Linked DNA regions of Mus musculus: region 1 is linked to region 2. A link is a loop called in an ENCODE intact Hi-C map of the cell type or tissue named here. Cell type or tissue: heart. All regions are shown on one strand. Each heading gives the region's core, and the rest is flanking DNA. Links, peaks and the distances in the headings are about the cores only. Region 1 has its middle 44 kb from the start of Gm30154. Region 2 has its middle 17 kb from the start of Ndufs6.

The links. Hi-C counts contacts between places; a loop is a spot of excess contacts. Peaks named below come from ENCODE experiments on the same cell type or tissue, not always from the same donor. Only the 100,000 strongest peaks of a DNase experiment are listed, where the experiment ranks them.
Region 1: it touches region 2 in a loop (10-fold over the local background); 16 of 42 quality-filtered maps call a loop at or near these places.

The regions. Positions count from the first base shown.
Region 1 is chr13:73,084,577-73,092,912 of GRCm38, forward strand. No RefSeq gene overlaps it. Among named protein-coding and RNA genes, the nearest start is that of Gm30154, 44 kb to the right of the region's middle. In heart, for the core only: CTCF peaks have their summits at 3,425 (motif pointing right) and 7,505 (motif pointing right); no DNase peak of the experiment used is centred there; H3K27me3 peaks cover 1,132 bases.
Region 2 is chr13:73,307,678-73,316,013 of GRCm38, forward strand. No RefSeq gene overlaps it. Among named protein-coding and RNA genes, the nearest start is that of Ndufs6, 17 kb to the right of the region's middle. In heart, for the core only: a CTCF peak has its summit at 3,073 (motif pointing left); no DNase peak of the experiment used is centred there; H3K27ac peaks cover 2,379 bases; H3K27me3 peaks cover 502 bases.

The sequences.
Region 1 (8,336 bases), core at 223-8,222, 220 kb before region 2:
GGCCAGCTGGTACTATAATGACTGCCACAGCAAAGAGGGTGAGCTGCTCTGCCAGGGCCTTGAGGACAAACATGTATGCTGGTATTGTGAGGGTCCGGGAAGCCAGGAGCCAGAAGTCCCTGGGAATTAAACAAACAAACAAAAAAGACTAGCATCTCAATGCTACAACTGCTAGTGGCTGGATTCTGCCAGAAGCAAAGTGAGGCTTTGCATTCCAGAGATGAAAATACTACAACAGCCAGTCCCTGAGCAGAAGCCCCAGCCATTTCATGCTCGCTTCCGACCCATCTGAAACAGTGAATAAATGGACCACCATAAGGCATTTATCAGATGATAGCTAGTCATAATGTAGAGACAGGGCCAAATGGGTTAGCTCAGGTTATAGCAGGAACATCGAACTGAAGTACTTGTGATATTTGATTTACAGAAAAGATGAAGAGATGTTCATGGAAAAGACAAGAGAAGACATTTGGCCTAGAAAATACCACACTCTACCCTCCAGCTAATGATATTCTGTCATCCCTAACCCTGGGCTTACATATAGAATGTCCTTTCTTGTGGGCAATATATGAGCGAGTTAAAGTCTGAGGAGAGGTCTTTCCCTGGGTCACCCAACCCTGGCATGATCAATGTTGATATGAAAGTCAGAGAGGTTCAGAGAGCCTGGGATAGAGATTCCTAGAAGGAAGGGTCCCATTCACAGAAGGTGAAGGCTAGAATGATAACTCTGAAGCCTAGGAACACCTGGGACCACCAGAGTGCAGGAGAGGAAGGGAAAAAGATTCTTCATAGCCAGAGGAAGTAGTGTGGTCTGCTCACACCTTGATTTTGCCTTTACTGTCCAGAGCCACGAGCAAAGGCAACTGGGTTTTGTAAGCCTCAGAGACTGCGTTATCTGATGGCATCATGTTCTGGAAGCCACCATGATCCTTCATCCTGGTGTCCCACATCTCAGAAGCACTAAATTCCTTGGAGTATTTCCTCCAGTCTCAATAATACTCATCGTGGTAGGAAAGGTGGAGCACAAAGCACACTCCCCTTAGCCAAGTACACACACTATTAAAGTGGACCACTGCCACACTGAATGTCCACTGGTACTTCCTGCCAACAGACCACAATCAAGAGGGAACATGAGCTCCCTGTGCCTCAAGTCCCAGGACCTCTGTCCAGCAGGGACTGGGGAGCAATGGTTCTGGGGAGGGCCAGGAGGCCCCTTTCCTCAACTAGTGATGTTATTTCCCATGTAAGAACATGCAGGTCTCCTCACAGCAGGAGGAGGTTCCTGTCTGTTTACTATATTGCTGTGGTTTTGCTTTCCAAATTAGAAAGACAAGAATAAATAATCGTTTTCAAGATGGGCATTACTCCCAAACTGATTCATTTTCCAATATGTACAGCTTCCCACTTGATTGTTTTAAACCGTACCCTGTGCCGCTCCTACTTCATAATTCTGACAACGGGGTGTTAAAAACAAACCACCCAGCATCTTTCAATTGACATCTATCTGTTTAATAGTTTAAACTCTATTGCTTTCTTAATGTCCTCATAATGCACTATTCATTTTGCTGCTGCATCTCAGGGAAAAAAATCTAATCTTGATCTCCTACTCCCCATTTTTCTTAACTCTTTAATAATAATCGGGCAGTGGCATATCAGGATGGAAATTGCTTCTGAGGAAAGCTGTAATAAATAGATGTCAGACACATTACACGGGATTTGCTTACTTTTGATTTTAAAAGACAACACTGAAGCTGAAAATTTAGAACTCAAAGGATACCTCTCACATTTCCAGGGTTGCAGACTCAGTGCAATTGGGGGAACGTGGATACCTCCTTCTAGACCCCCTCAGCTCCCAGCCCTATCACCCACCTCCCAAGCAATGGTTGCGCATCCCTATGCAAAGCCTGGTGCTTGGCAAATGTTGACCCCAAGGTCTGACAGCCTTGTTGTCTGGAAGAATGACATCAGCGAGACATAATTGAGTTTCTGAGGTGACAGTTGGACCCATCACATCTCCAGCTGGGGTCAGAAGTACCAGGGTCATTGACAGAGAAGATCAGTCTTTCCCTTTGCCCACACTCTCCCTTGCATGAATTTCCAGGGATGTATTGATAAGTCCCTGCTTCCAATTGACTGGTCACATCTCAAGAGTAATTCCCAGCTGTCTTAGATGGACTGTGACCTGCTGGTCTTTTATTCCTGACTAGGGATGTGATGGACAGATTTGGAAGAAATGAAGTCTCTTCTCACTGGTTTGTATCTCACTCTGCACTGTGGCTTCCTTGCCTGGAATGTGGTCACAGCCCTCCTTCGAGCTGTGGTGGAATACAGCTGGTGGGAGATAGGCAGGACTGTGAAATTGGAAGAACAGGTCCCAGTAGCAGAAGTTCAGAGTCTGCAGCAAGCATCCTGGATCCCCAATGGTCGGTTATACTTTCTGCTTCTTAGTGATAGCCTATATGGGATACTGTCCCTGTCAGCTACACTATGACAATTGTACCCCTGTATCTACAGCCTGTGTATTGCCTGGACTCTACACAGAAATTTTGGCCCAGTATCCTGAGATTAGCCATGTTTTTATGTGTGGTACATGTACCCTCTGTCTGTACCTTAGAATGGGTGATCAAAAAACATTTATCAAGGGGAAAGATAATACAAGGAGAGTTTAAGAAAGGGAAGAGATGGGAAGACAGAACAGGAGGAGAAGGGCTCTATCACAGGACAATCAAGGACTGTATGCTCATTCCAGAGCAAGCACAGGCCTAGACTAGCTTCACCACTAATTCACTGAGCATAAGCAGACCTCTGAACTAGCTGTGCCCCATCTCCTCAGTGAGTGGGGTGTGCAACTTGAATATGATCTCAAATAGAGGTCAAGTAACTATAGACGTTGATAAGCAGACTGTGAATGTGAGGTTGGACTGGGTGAATTCTTTCTGAATCATAGACATCTCTGGGCTACAAAAGATCGAATAAGGTCTTGATGGTTTTTACTGTCTGTTCAGAGCCCCAGGGCCCCATCAGATGAACTACCAAGGGAGTAAGGCTGAGCCAGACAATGGCACACAGCTGTGATCTTAGAGGCTGAGGCAGGATAATCACTTAAGCTTAGGGAGTAGCCTAGAAAGCCTCTACAGAAAAGAAGAAGAGAAGAGAGAGGTGAGAGGAGGGAGGAGGGAGGGGGGAAGCGAAGGGAGGAGTGGGGAGGGGGAGGGAGGAGAAAGGAGAGGAGAGGAGAGGAGAGGAGAGGAGAGGAGGGGAGGGGAGGGGAGAGGAGGGGAGGGGAGGGGAGGGGAGGGGAGGGGAGGGGAGGGGAGGGGAGGGGAGGGGAGGGGAGGGGAGGGGAGGGGAGAGGAGAGGAGAGGAAAAGGAGAGAGGGAGAGTCAAGTTCTGGGGCCCAGGACACTTGTATCTGCTGTTCAGAAATATTGCCACTAGATGGTGCCAGGTCCATTTTTGCAGCAGCACCTACAGGTTCTAGGTAGACTTACCTCACAGGTCAAAAACAGGTGTGTGTGTGTGTGTGTGTGTGTGTGTGTGTGTGTGTGTGTGTGTGTGTGTTCACTTAATGCTCCTTGTCCATCAGACAAGGCCACTAGAAAAAGACACATCTGGGAGCATGAGTTTACTGCCCCACATCCCACCCCCTCACTGTTGCCCCTGTATACCCTGAAACACAAAGGAGCCTAGGCTGGAAGATCTCTTCCCCCATTTCCTTGAGGTTGGGTGGAAAGAAGGAAGAGAAGACATAGCAGAATAGGTAATTCATGTTACAACTAAACTGAAAAATGAAACAGGCACCCCTGTACATAGGTACAGAATTTTAAGGCTCCAGAAGTTACATGTAGTACAATGTGCAAGATCTATAGACTCCAGAAAACTGGCTCCCAAGCCTTACCCATGTCTGGTTTGACCTGGTTCACTCTTGACAGATCCACAAGGCATCGTGCAGAGGACTTGCCTTAGGCTTTCTCAAGATGCTCAGGTGTACATCTCCTTGGTTTACACCTAGCGGCCGCTGAACACCACACCAACAACTATATTGTGTACCATTACCTGGACACTGACTTAAAACCTGATGCAGAGGATGGCAAGATGGCTTGGTGGTTAAGACCACTTGTTGCTCTTGAAGAGGACCTAAGTTTGATTACCAGCACCTACATCAGGTATTTTACAACTGCTTATAAGTCCAGCTCCAAGAGACCCAATGCCCTTTTCTGGATGCTGAGGGCATCTGCACTCATATGCACATAGATACATGCACACACACACACACACACACACACACACTATAAGCCATGTAAAGGGAGCAATGTCCCCTTCTTGTATCCTAACCTCGAGACATCATGGAAAGAAATGGCTCTAACAGTAAAAGTGCCTGGTCAGTTGCTGAATGCATTCTTTGAGATGCCCGTCTTTCCAAGTAGAGCATCAGAAACACAGGCCCAACTACCTCTGGGCACCTGTGATGTGCCAGTTGGTTTGTCTTGGCTTCAGCTCAGTGCCTGGTGCTAGTTCCTCAGAAGATAATTCTGCAATGACTGGTGTTCGTGCATGCATGAGGTTTTGAAAGTGATGACCGTTACACTCCAGGTAGAGCCACAGCCCCCACAGGTGATGGCTGAGTGTGGGTCTCGCTGGAGTTGAGGGATGTAACCCTCGCCAACCTGGAGCAATGGGTGACAAGGCTGACAAGTTTCTGGTAAACAGCAGACCCAGCAGCGCTCCATTCACCTGCTCACTCATTCTACTTCCGTTTGCCTGAAAGAAAAGTCTAAGTGGTCTCCCAATAACTTAAGGCCTCAAAATAACAAGTCTTACTCCTGGAAATGGACCCACGTGGTCCCAGTCTCATCCTGCTAAGATGGCATGCTCCCCTTCCCAGACCAATTATTCTCACCTGAACTTCACACACAAAGCAACAAAAATTAATTTAGTGAGAACTAGCCTGCTACTCAACTACACTTCAGGAAATAGCCCTCCAGTTCTAAAATCAATAACGCTTAACCCACAGCCCTTCAGTCATATGCATGCCTTGCTCAGGAAATGTCCTCTCTTTCTTGTCCAGGACTGGCAGGATCAAGAGCCCCCAGCCATGTACCAGATACCCCAAAAATAGTACTCAGAATTAGCTACATGAAAGGCATGCTAGTGTCCCTCTCTCATCTGTGGTGGCAAGAGGGACAATGATAACTTTACAGCACGAGGTCCCTTCATCTCAAGGAGTTTCTGAGCCAAGAACAAAGCCAAACTTTTAAGAGAGTAATGTTCTGGTTTGGTTTCTGTTGCCTTGATAAAGCTCTCTAAACAAAAGAGTATTTAGGAAAGGAAAGGATGTTCGGACTTACATTTTAGACAGTCTGAAACACTGAAGGACATCAGGGCAGGAACCCTGACGAACATGGAACATAACCCATGGAAGAACACTGCTTACTGGTTCATGCTTAGCCACCTTTGTTACACAGCCTAGGACTGCCTGCCCAGGGAATGGTGCCACCCATAGAGGACTGGACCCTTCTTCATCAATTAACAATCAAGAAAATTCCCCACAAACATGCCCACAGGCCAATCATATCTGGGCAATCCCTCAACTGAGATTCCCTCCTCGGGTGACTGTAAACATTGTCAAGTTGAAAATCTACAACTTGTAAGCAATGACAGTCTTTAGTCAATACAGGGTCCTGTGTCTTTTGAACTGGATGGTTGGAGGAATATGTAAGAGTTTGGATTTGCAAGCTACGTACGAAAACAGAGCTTAAGTAATGGCCATTCTGTTAAAAGTTCAAATGAACCAAATGCCCAGAGAAATATGGCCCATGAAGGTCTAGCAATGAGATCTCAGTGGGAAGTAATAATTCTATCAGGAACCAGAGGCTACATTGCTACATTCTGGCAAGGAATCTGGATGGATTCTGCTGGTGTCCTGAGTACTTGGGTGAGGGTCAATTCAAGAGTAATGAATTCAGTTTGTTTGGTGGAAGATATTTCAAGACAGTATACTGTTCGGGCTGTATGGCTGCTACTTCTGGTTCTTTGCCAAGTCTCAGTGAGAGAGCTGCAAGCAAAGGAGAAAGACACCAGGCATGTGCAGCCTGGATGAGTCATAGAGGTGAATATAAAGCTAACTTTTTTTCTACTTTTAAGCCTGTTGTGGATTTTTAGGTTTTGGCCTTTGGTTTCAGGGTTTTCTGCTGATAAGTGCATAAATGATAGTTTTTACTTGATAGTGAAAGTATAAAATCTAACGTGAAGCTTCAGAGCTTCAAAATGGCCATTCCAACTGTGTAGAAGTTTGCTGAGATGTATAGACTTTTATATATATATCCTTATGTGATATATGGTGATATATAACTGTATATGATATATAACTGTATATGATATATGCACATATATAAGGTTATATTATTTATAAGGTTTTATAAATAAGATTATAATATATGTATTTATTTATTTTATATATAATTATATATAATCTTATATGGAATAAAAGTTTTGAGGAAAGGGCTGTGTGCATGATTAAAATTGCAGACAAGGAGTGTGTGAAGAAAGCAGCTGTAACCGTGAAAGATTAAAAGTATTAAAGAAAAGCCTGGTGCTCTGCAGCTGGGAAGAGGAAAGGGTCCCTGAGGGCAAGACCCACTCACCAGAGGTGGTAACTCATCAAAATGCAAATATTCCTGAAAGAGCCTAAACTGAGACTGCCACCGAAAGGGTTCCCTGCTGGACATAACTACTAGAGAAGCATTTCCTTAGATTTAGGCACCACGTCAGACTTAGATTTGTGATCTAAGAGTGTCAGCCTACATTTGACGATTGGAGCAGAATCTGAGAGTAGCATCTACATGAGGCTGGTCCCGCAGACATGCAAGATGTAACAGAGAACCCAGGTTCCACAAAGCTTCTGAGATGAGGCAGTGTGTGGCAGGAGGTGCCTTTGCATAAAGCTTTAAAGGTGAAGCTTATGTTATAGCTAAAGCCCCTAAGTTGCAATGCTGGATGTGGCAGGAACTCTGTCAAGGGGAACTGCAGGTGTGGGGTGGAGTCGGTCCAAGAGCGGTCACATGTGCTGAAGATAGCAGAGATGAAGGGGTAGGGCTGCCAAAGACCAGTGAAGCCTAGATGATTCCATCACAGTCCCCCAGTGCTGAGCATGATCTGCAGGGTCTGGTGTTTGCTGAATTTGGGTCTTGTTTCGCTCTTATCTCTCCTTTTCCATCCACCTGTTCTCCAAATTGAGCACGTGACTGTTTAGTCTACATTGTTATATATTGGATGTATGTGGCTTGTTGTTGTACAAGGATCATAGTTAAGACATTGCTTTAAGAACAGATTGGACTTAGGGATTTTAATTGTGTTTGAGCTGTTAAAGACTGTGGAGGCTTTTGAAGCAGAAGAATGCATTTTGCATCATGAGATGACTGTAAGCCTATGGAATCCAGAACACGTGTGGTTTGAATAGAAAATGCCTTCAAAGGATTATATGTCTGAACACTTAGTCCCCAGCAGATGGTGCTGTTTTGGGAGATTTTGGAACCTTTGGAAAGTGGGGCCGTATGGAAGGAAGCTGTCCACTGAGGGCAAGCCCTGAGGTTTCACTCTCTGCTTCCTGACTGTGGATACAATGTCATGAGCCTCCTCTCACTCCTCTTATCATGCATTACCCACCATGATGGGCTGGATTCCCTCAAACGGTGACCTACTACAAATCTTTCCTTTTTTAAATTGCTTGTCAAAATATTGTCAGGTATTTTGTAACAGGGGGAAAAAAGAGTACATAATGCTTGTGACCCCAAAGTACGTTTCTTTATTCTGTGTACCAGGCAAAAGGAGGCCCTCACTCTTTAAGATGATTAACATTCATTTGTACCAGCTGCAGCATGTTGATAAACTGTTTTAAACATTTGTCTTGTACATATCCCTCCTTTGGCAGAGTGTATGACACTGGTAGAAGAAAATGGTCTGACAGGCAGGTCAGCTGCACACAGGTTACAGTAGGAGGACTCAACTTACACTCAACAGACCTGACCTTCACTCCTGCTCACCAGGACACCTGACACACATGTGGCTAATATGGCAGTCATACTCTTCCCAGGACCTTGCTTCAAGTTGGTCATAGCTCAACACTATGATGAGACATTTCTTAGTATGAGCTGGGTCTAAACACAGCCCATGGAGTAGAATATGATTACAGGTCTTCGTTACATGTTCTGGGAATGATGACTTGAGTTCTGGTACTAACGTGTCCATCTAGATGACACTAGAATTAGGTGACAAACATCAGACTCTGTTGGACCAGGAAAGATATGGAGTCCTTCAAGTAGCTCCTAATAGAAGCA
Region 2 (8,336 bases), core at 52-8,051:
TCTGTTGTCCTGGTAGATCCTGACCTCATCACTTCTGGGCAAAATCCTGGTCACGGGGAAGGAGAATCCCAGATTCCAGCTCCTAGATAGGGTCCCCAGCCCTGGAGTGACAACTGTAGGTACCCTGTGACCACCCCCCAAAAGCATTAAATAACCAATAAAAGAACTAAGCACAGGCTCTGTACAGGACACAACAATTCCACTGCTAGACACCTACCTAAGGGAATTGAGGACAGGGAAGAGATACTACCCACTCAAAGTCACAGCAGCATCCTTTAACCAAGCACACACTCGAGGATGACAGACGTGAGAACTACAGCCGTGCCACAGAGCACTGAAAGAAGGGATGTTCTGACTCTTGCCCCAACACAGTGGCACTGAGAGATATTATGTCCCATACATTAGCTAGTAGCAAAAGGCAAACACTGAATGAACCCTGTGACTCCCTAGAGTGAGCAAACTTGTGGAGACAGAGGGTTCAGTGGGAGAACCCGGGGCTGGGAGAGGAAGGAAGATTCGTGTCTCTTGGTGACAGAGAGTGTTCTGTAGATGGGCAGTGATAATAATTGTACACTGTATACATAATGCCATGAAATTTAACACTTAAAAGTGGCCACAGGGTGAAGTCTGGAGCTGGACTCTAGCCCGGGGGTAGCATGTTTGCCTGGCATGCACAAGGCACTAGGTTCAATCCCCGGAACCCTAGGATAAAGGATTAAATGGTGAACTTCATGCTTATATTTCACCATGGTTCAAAAAGTAATATAACTACCAGACTGCTGCATGCCATGCTTTAAATGTCTTCTTTGTGGATTTGATGCCATGAATTGTTTCTCAATGACATTCGTTGTTACGCTGACAGCTACAGTCCAGCTGGGAAGACGACAGTCCTTCCTGTCGCTGAAAATGCACCATATTCCTGCCCCACAGACCTCGCAGAACCCGCCTTTGCTTCCACTTCCAGATCATCTGTATGAACACTGCTCTGCCCAACTCTAAGCCATTCCTGACACTTAGCAGCAACATCTTCCCTGGGATGGAAACCGAGCTGCCTGGATTTCTAAAGGTTTAGTGGTAGCAGCCTGGACCCTCCCCTACCCGGGCTGAATCTCCATCTCATAGGACCAGACTCAAATTCATAAGTTCTATGGTAGGCAGATACACAGTCACAGGTCCTGCCTGTGTGCTGACTGACCTGTCTGATCTCCCTCTTACCTGCTCACACTAGTTCTGGCCAAACTTTAGGTGGGACCACCTTGCTCCACCCTGCACCAAATGCCCAACAAGCACACCTGGCTGGTGTGCGCAAACGCAGCCAAGGCAGTTGAACTAACAGGTGGAGCTAACCATAGAACCTGAGCAGGGTACCAGGTAGGAAAGACCCAGAAAGGACTCTGTTTGCCTTTGATCACTAGGGTTTGAATGGCAAGCCTCCAGTGTAACACGTCTCAAAGGTGCTGTTTTATTCTGCTCCTAAAAGGTTTGTTGTTTTTGTTTTCAGTTTTGTTTTTTTCCTCCTGGTCGTAGGCTACACGAGGTTGAATCTGAAGACTCTGAATCAATCTCTAAAAACACAGTAGCCACACTGAGGACCACCACTGTATATTAGTCCCCCGTGGAGCCAGGATTGTTCTGAAATCACAGCCTTTTCTTGTGCCATGGTGGACAACCACTGATCACAGACTCTTTAGAAAGAACCCCAAGGCAGAGCCAAGGCTTGCCTCTCAGAGAAGTCAATCCTAGAAAGGGCTGGGTAGTTCCCCAGTGCCATTTGTGAGCCTCTACTCTCACATCTCCTTTAAGTCCCACAGCCCCAGGCCCCAACACCCTGAAGAGTCAGGAGAACACACCATGGCAGCTTCGGTTGTTATGCATCCAATGGAAGACAGCTTTAACATGCTGTCAGCCATTATTCCTGAGAATAACCCTGGAAAACAGAGCCCACACTCAACACCAGAGGTTGTTAGCACTCCCATACAGAGCGTGAAGCTGGGAGCGATGTGGTAAGGGTAGGGAGATGGCCAGTGTGGTCAGCTGCCTTTGAAGGCTACTCCCAAAGTGTGCCCCCATCTTGGCAACTGGACTTAAGTGGGTGCTCTTCCACCACAAGCTCTGAATTCTGAATGTGCCAGATATCCCAGTGAGCAAGGCCAGTAAGAAGGTTTCAGCGTGGGTTGCGAGTCCCCATCCTGTCTCACTTCTGCTTCGTTCCTAGGTTCGACACAGTATTCCCAGGAGCGGAGACTCAGCATGGAGATTAAGTCGTTAAGGAGTGCGGGGGGACACCTCATTCATATTTCACAAGACTTAGTGCATTTAGAGCACGATTGACTGGAATTTAATTGGGTTAGACATTATCAGTTTAAACTTTAAATAACTGCACAAAAATGAAATTTAAAATCCCCCGTGTCTGGTGGATTAGCACTGTAATACTAGAATGGCCCCCGAGGAGAGGGGAGGTGAGCATTGAGCACCAGAGTACCGTGCCGGGACTCTCAGCCTCCGTCCCAGTGAGCTGCCTTCTGTCTCGGTGGCCAGCGGATCTTGCTGGCCGCCACAGCGGTCTGCAGCCTCATTGATCACCTCCTTGGTGCAGTAACAGGTCATTCTCATGGCAACCTGGACGAGGAGGTGCTGGAGCTCGAAGGCTGGGAAGCCACAGCCGCCAGGGGGCTCAGTGCCTGCCTCGTCCTCAGGGGAGGCTGCCACCCACACACCAAGCTAGACTTGCCCTCAGCTGGGCAAGATCAAGGCACTGCTCAGGGGTGAGAAATCAAACCCTGGCCCATTCTACCTTTGAAGGGTTTCTGTTTCCCTTAGGCCTGTCATGTTAAAGGAGGGGCTCACTCAGAGGCTGTACCTGCTTTGGGGAGACAGAGCCTTGCTTCCCTTGGCTTCTAGATATCTCTCCAAATAGCTGTTAATGTTGCCAAGAGCAGATTTCAAAGGCAGTATCATCTGCAGATTCTGGGCCTCTGCACAGTGTCAGGTGTGGTCATCTCCAAGGACTTGGACCCAGCACCCCAGCCTCTGGGGTCCCTGTTACTGAGACCAAGAGGACAGCTGTGCACTACTGCCCTCTGGTGGGCAGGCAGGGGCCAGTTAGGCATGAGTCCTGGCCTCATCCCAGAGCCACCCCTTGCCCTAGTCAAGGAAATGCAGAGGACTGCTCCCTGCAGGGACTGGTGGGAAAGTATCAAGGCCTGTGCCTGGAAGCTGGGGTGTCCAGGCAATAGATCACTCTGGGGAACATTAGTCCACATTCCTGTCTTTGCACCATATCCCACGACTGATGATATTTTCCAGAATGTTCTGTGTGGCGGTAGAAGTCAGAACAGCATCCAAATCTTCCTGTACAGCACCCACCTTACATTCTTGGAGAAGTGTCTACTGATCTCAGATCCTGCCCCTTGTTCAGGGCTGGGGTCTCCTATATAGGAGCTGTTGCCCTGCCAGGACAACTTTTCACTCACCACCCTGGACAGTGTATGAGCTGGGGCAGGGGCTGTCATGCCATCAAGGATGGTCAGATAGGGCTCTGGGCCAAGTGCTGCCCATCTGTCTTGCAAGCTCCCAGTGTATTGTCACTGCCCATGGAGGGACCATCCCCAGAACGTACAGGAGGCAGGTAACCCTTAGAGTATTAAAACACAGGCCAAACCTAGCATCTGTGAACATGGTGAAGCATCAGAAGTGTGCCTGTGGCTTCTAGGCACATGTTCAGGTGAGGCTGTGTGGATGTGTACAGACACCTAGGAACCCTGAGTCCCCACACAGATACAGCCCAGCATGCCCTCGCTGGCTCTGTCCTTTCCCAAACCTTCTGTGGGCAAACAAGTAGCTTGAGTGTGCCTTGGTCTATCAGATGGAGCTGTTGCCCCTTTTCTAGAAAGAACCAATTTCCAGAAAGTGTCCTGTTTGTTATTAACCCATTGGTGTCACGTAGAGCACATGTCACACGTAGTGTGCATGAGTAGCCCCTAATGTGAAGGCCACTTCCATCTTCTTCTTCAACTCAGGAGTTCGGCCACCTGGGTTCAGGTTGGGTTCTGATAGAAGGTGAAAAGAATGAACGTTTGCCAGAACCAGGATGCTCTGGGAGACCCAAGCTTTCCCTTGTTTAACCGTGCATGTAGTATTGATTCTCAGGACAAATTAATAACCCCTTAGTCAGAATGGCTAAAATTAAAACATCCCAAGAAATGCTTGCGTGGATATAGGGAGAGATAAACACTTACTCACTGCTGGTGGGAGCACAGACTGATGCAGCCACTAGAGAAACCAGTGTGGATGTTCCTCAAAAATGGAGACATAAGAACCAGGTGCATCACTCTTGGACACATTCCCGAAGGATTCTATTCTACTACAGAGATACTTGCTCATTCCTGTTCATCGCTGTTGTGTTCACAATAGCCAGGAAATGGAAACAGCCTATGTGTTCTTCAACTGAAGAGTGGATAATGAAAATGTGACACATTTGCACAACTGGATCTTATCCAGCTGTAAAAACAAAATAAAATTCACAGTAAATAGATGGAGCTAGAAACAATCATCCTGAGTGAGGTGACCCAGGCCCAGGAAGACAAACGTCACATCTCCTGTCATACATGGATTGACTCTTCAGAAAATAATAAGGGGCCATGTACAGGGGGAGGCAAGATTCAAGGCATGGGGGTAGAACATGGGTGGGGTGAAGTGGGAAAGGGGAATAATAGAGCAGAAATCCTTGAGTAGGGGAAGGGCTTGAGTCCAGGTGGGTGGTTTGAAGGAGAATAGCCCCTATGGACTCACATACCCGAATGCTCACATACCAGGGAATGGCACTACTTGAGATTAAGAGGTGTGGCCTTGTTGAAGGAAGTATGTCATGGGGGGGCGGGATGGGGGAGCTTTGTGGTTTCCAAAGCCCAAGCCAGTCCCACTTCTTGGGATGTAGAACTTTCAGCTACTTCTCTGTTAGGTCTCCAATCCAGGACAAACAGATGAGGTGCCTATTTAATATAACAAAGCAGACCTGGCCTCCAGGTCCCCCTAGCATCCTTCAGTTCACACCTGTTATAGGGTCCTCCTGTCTGGCATACCCTGCTCCCTACCCTAAACTTCTCCAGCCCAGGGGCTGGGCTGCCCTTCCGCACATATTCCAGACATTGCGGTTATCTGGCCTTTTCTCATCTACCCTTTACCCTCCTGGCCTCTTGATCTGATTCTTCCTTTCCTCTCTCCTTACATGGCTCGGGTCATGGCCACTCTGAACCTACCAGATGTCCTTGTGTCTGGCTATGCTCTCCCCTTTATCTATAATAAAAGTCCTACTCCGCCATACAAAGCCTTGTCCTTTCCTTTTTATTCCGTTTATCCATTCATCTAGCACAAACCCAGAACCAGTTATATCCTTTCCTTTTTAACTTCTTCCTTTCAGTCAGCTATGCTCCCCATCATGATGACAATGGACTGAACCTGTACAACTGTAAGCAAGCCACAATTAAATGCTTTCTTTTATAAGAGGTGCCATGACCATATTGTCTCATCACATCAAAAGAATACTAAGACACCAGAGTAAGAACAGAATATAGGGAAGAATAATTAATACTAAAAACCTTTGAAAGAGACTGACTGCAGAAGCTTCCTACATTTACACACATGCACACAGATGCACACACACACACACACACACACACACACACACACACACACACGAGTTTGACTGGAATTCCTTATAATGTGGGAGGGATACTATAGATAACAAATAAAAAGCCTAGTGCCAAGTATGGGTCATCTCTTTTCAAGTTGTTGTCCATGAGGTCCCAAAACATAGCAATTCCCCAAATATTAAAGGCTATTACCACTGTTAACTATCATACAGAACCTAGCTAAGACCCTATTGCTGACCCACACTGTCAGCCATACTATGGAGAAATCCACACTGTCAGCCATACTATGGAGAAATCCGCTGCTACTCACCTGGAAGCATCGTCCCTACTTGAGCGGGTTCATAGTGCTGGAAGGTGCTCTGCATGCTACCAGGGAAGAAGGCATCGAGAATCTTACCCATCTGTGAACTCTGTGGCTTGACAGGCTATGTCCCTTACAACAGGGGTAATCAACTACCTTCCGATTACATTTAAGGCCGATTACACAAGAAGGAATTTATGCCTGACACCATTAATTGGGCCAAGAATCTGTGGTTGGGTAGGTCACAGACTAGCAGCAGAGAAGCTGCTGCTCTCCTTCCACTAAATGGACACAGTGTTAAAGGGCCCCCGAGTACTTATCTTTATTCCCAACCCTCATTAGAGGATCTTCATTTTGCAGTAAATGGCAATTAACGTCAAAACCCACTACTGGTCACTGTGCATACAATAATAGACTATAAATGGGGCTCCTGCAGGTGTGCAGAGAGTAAGAGACTATAAAACGGGGCACCTGTGGGTATGCAGAGAATAAGAGACGATGGATGGAGCTCCTACATCATACTTCCTCACTCTGAGATCACCAAGGAAGAAGGGGCAGAAAGACTGTAAGGTTGTGTTTAGTGAAGCAGTTTTCCGTATGTGAACTCACCACAGCTGTGACTATGTGCACAAGACCTGCACCAGATCATCATAGATAGGGAAGTTGTCTGTCACAAAGCCCCACCCTAGCTGAGGAGCTGCTGGGAACTGATGGCTGCTGGGAAAGGAGAGAGAGTTTTCTTCAGGGATGCAGCCTCTGAGAAGCTATCCACATTGCAGTAGGTTGTCGTACACCCACTCGCAAATAGGCAGCACTAAGTGGACTCTATGGCTTTAAAAATAGAGTGCATAAGAGCACATAAAGTGATAGGAGGGGCTGGCAAGATGGCTCAGTGGGTAAGAGCACTGACTGCTCTTCTGAAGGTCCTGAGTTCAAATCCCAGCAACCACATAGTGGCTCACAACCACCCATAATGAGATTTGATGCCCTCTTCTGGTGAGTCTGAAGTCAGCTACAGTGTACTTATGTATAATAGTAAATAAATCTTTAAAAACAAAAACAAAGTGGTAGGAGATAAACTTGGAATTGGAGGAGTAAGCGATCAAAACACGTGATGCATGTATGAAAATTTCAAACAATAAAAAACTAAGAGTGACTCAGTGTGATCCAGAATGACTTTGCTGAAAGAATCTGGTGTGGTTTTAAAATTCAGTATTACTAGCAATACTACCTAGTTTCTCCAGTGTTGGGGATATTTCATAGCTGATAGTGATGGTTGTACACAGATGCGTGCATTCAAGAGCAATTGCTGCCAAGCTGAAGAGGACATCTGGTGACTCGAATACTCAAGAGAGCATAGCTTCCTTCTCCACTCACTTGGTGACTACAGCAGGGCACGATGGGAGACCACAGCAGAGCATGGTGGGAGGCTGTAGCAGGGCATAATGGGAGACTGCAGCAGGGCATGGTGGGAGACTACAGCAGGGCATGGTTCAATGCAGAAGTAGGTGTGAAGTTTACCAGGTCCTGTGGTCACTACTGTCAGCATGGCACCACCACAGACTACAGTGTCAACATGGGGCCCGAACATGGTGAATTTTTTTCTCTGAAATTTTCAGTAATTGATAAAATATTCTTTTTGTAAATCTTTTTCATGGGAACAGTATTTTCATATGTCACATTTACTATCAAAATTTCATATAGTATACAAAGATGCATAACTGCCCCCCCATCCCCAGAATTACCTAGTCACTGTTCTAGTAAATATATCTGTAGATGAGAGCACACATGAGCAGAATGGCTGCAGTGGCCAGCATCCGAGCCATTTTACATTTTCTGAACACTCAATTCATGTATATATTCTAGACAACAATGACTCATATTGTTTCTACACCTCTGTGTCATCTCATTGAATTAGCAAAGAAATCAAATCAGAACTATATTATTAATCTGATCTGCCCATTGCCAATAATCCTCCACAGATATCCTTATGTGTAAGTCTTCATAACTTGCAGGTATGTAACTCACAGCACAGCCTGGTGCCAGCTCACCAGAGATGGGGATCTGTGCCTCCCCACACCATGGCCTCCTTTTCTTTCAGAGCCTTTACTCCTTCCCTCATGCCCACCTTCCCTCGTGCCCACCTCTCACGTAGACCTACGTCACAGAAGACCAGGGTGTTCTCACCACGCAAGCTGCGTGTGACTTTTCTCTCTTTAAAAGAAGTAAACTTCTGATGTGTCCAACATGAATAATAATTCTCCTACTCAAAAAAGCAGCAGGAGTGTGGAGTAGCTGAGACAAACCAGGCAGTAAAAGACTGAAGATTGAAACTGGAGCATTAGTGATCACATCAGATGAGAATGGGTGAGACCCCCCAGCTA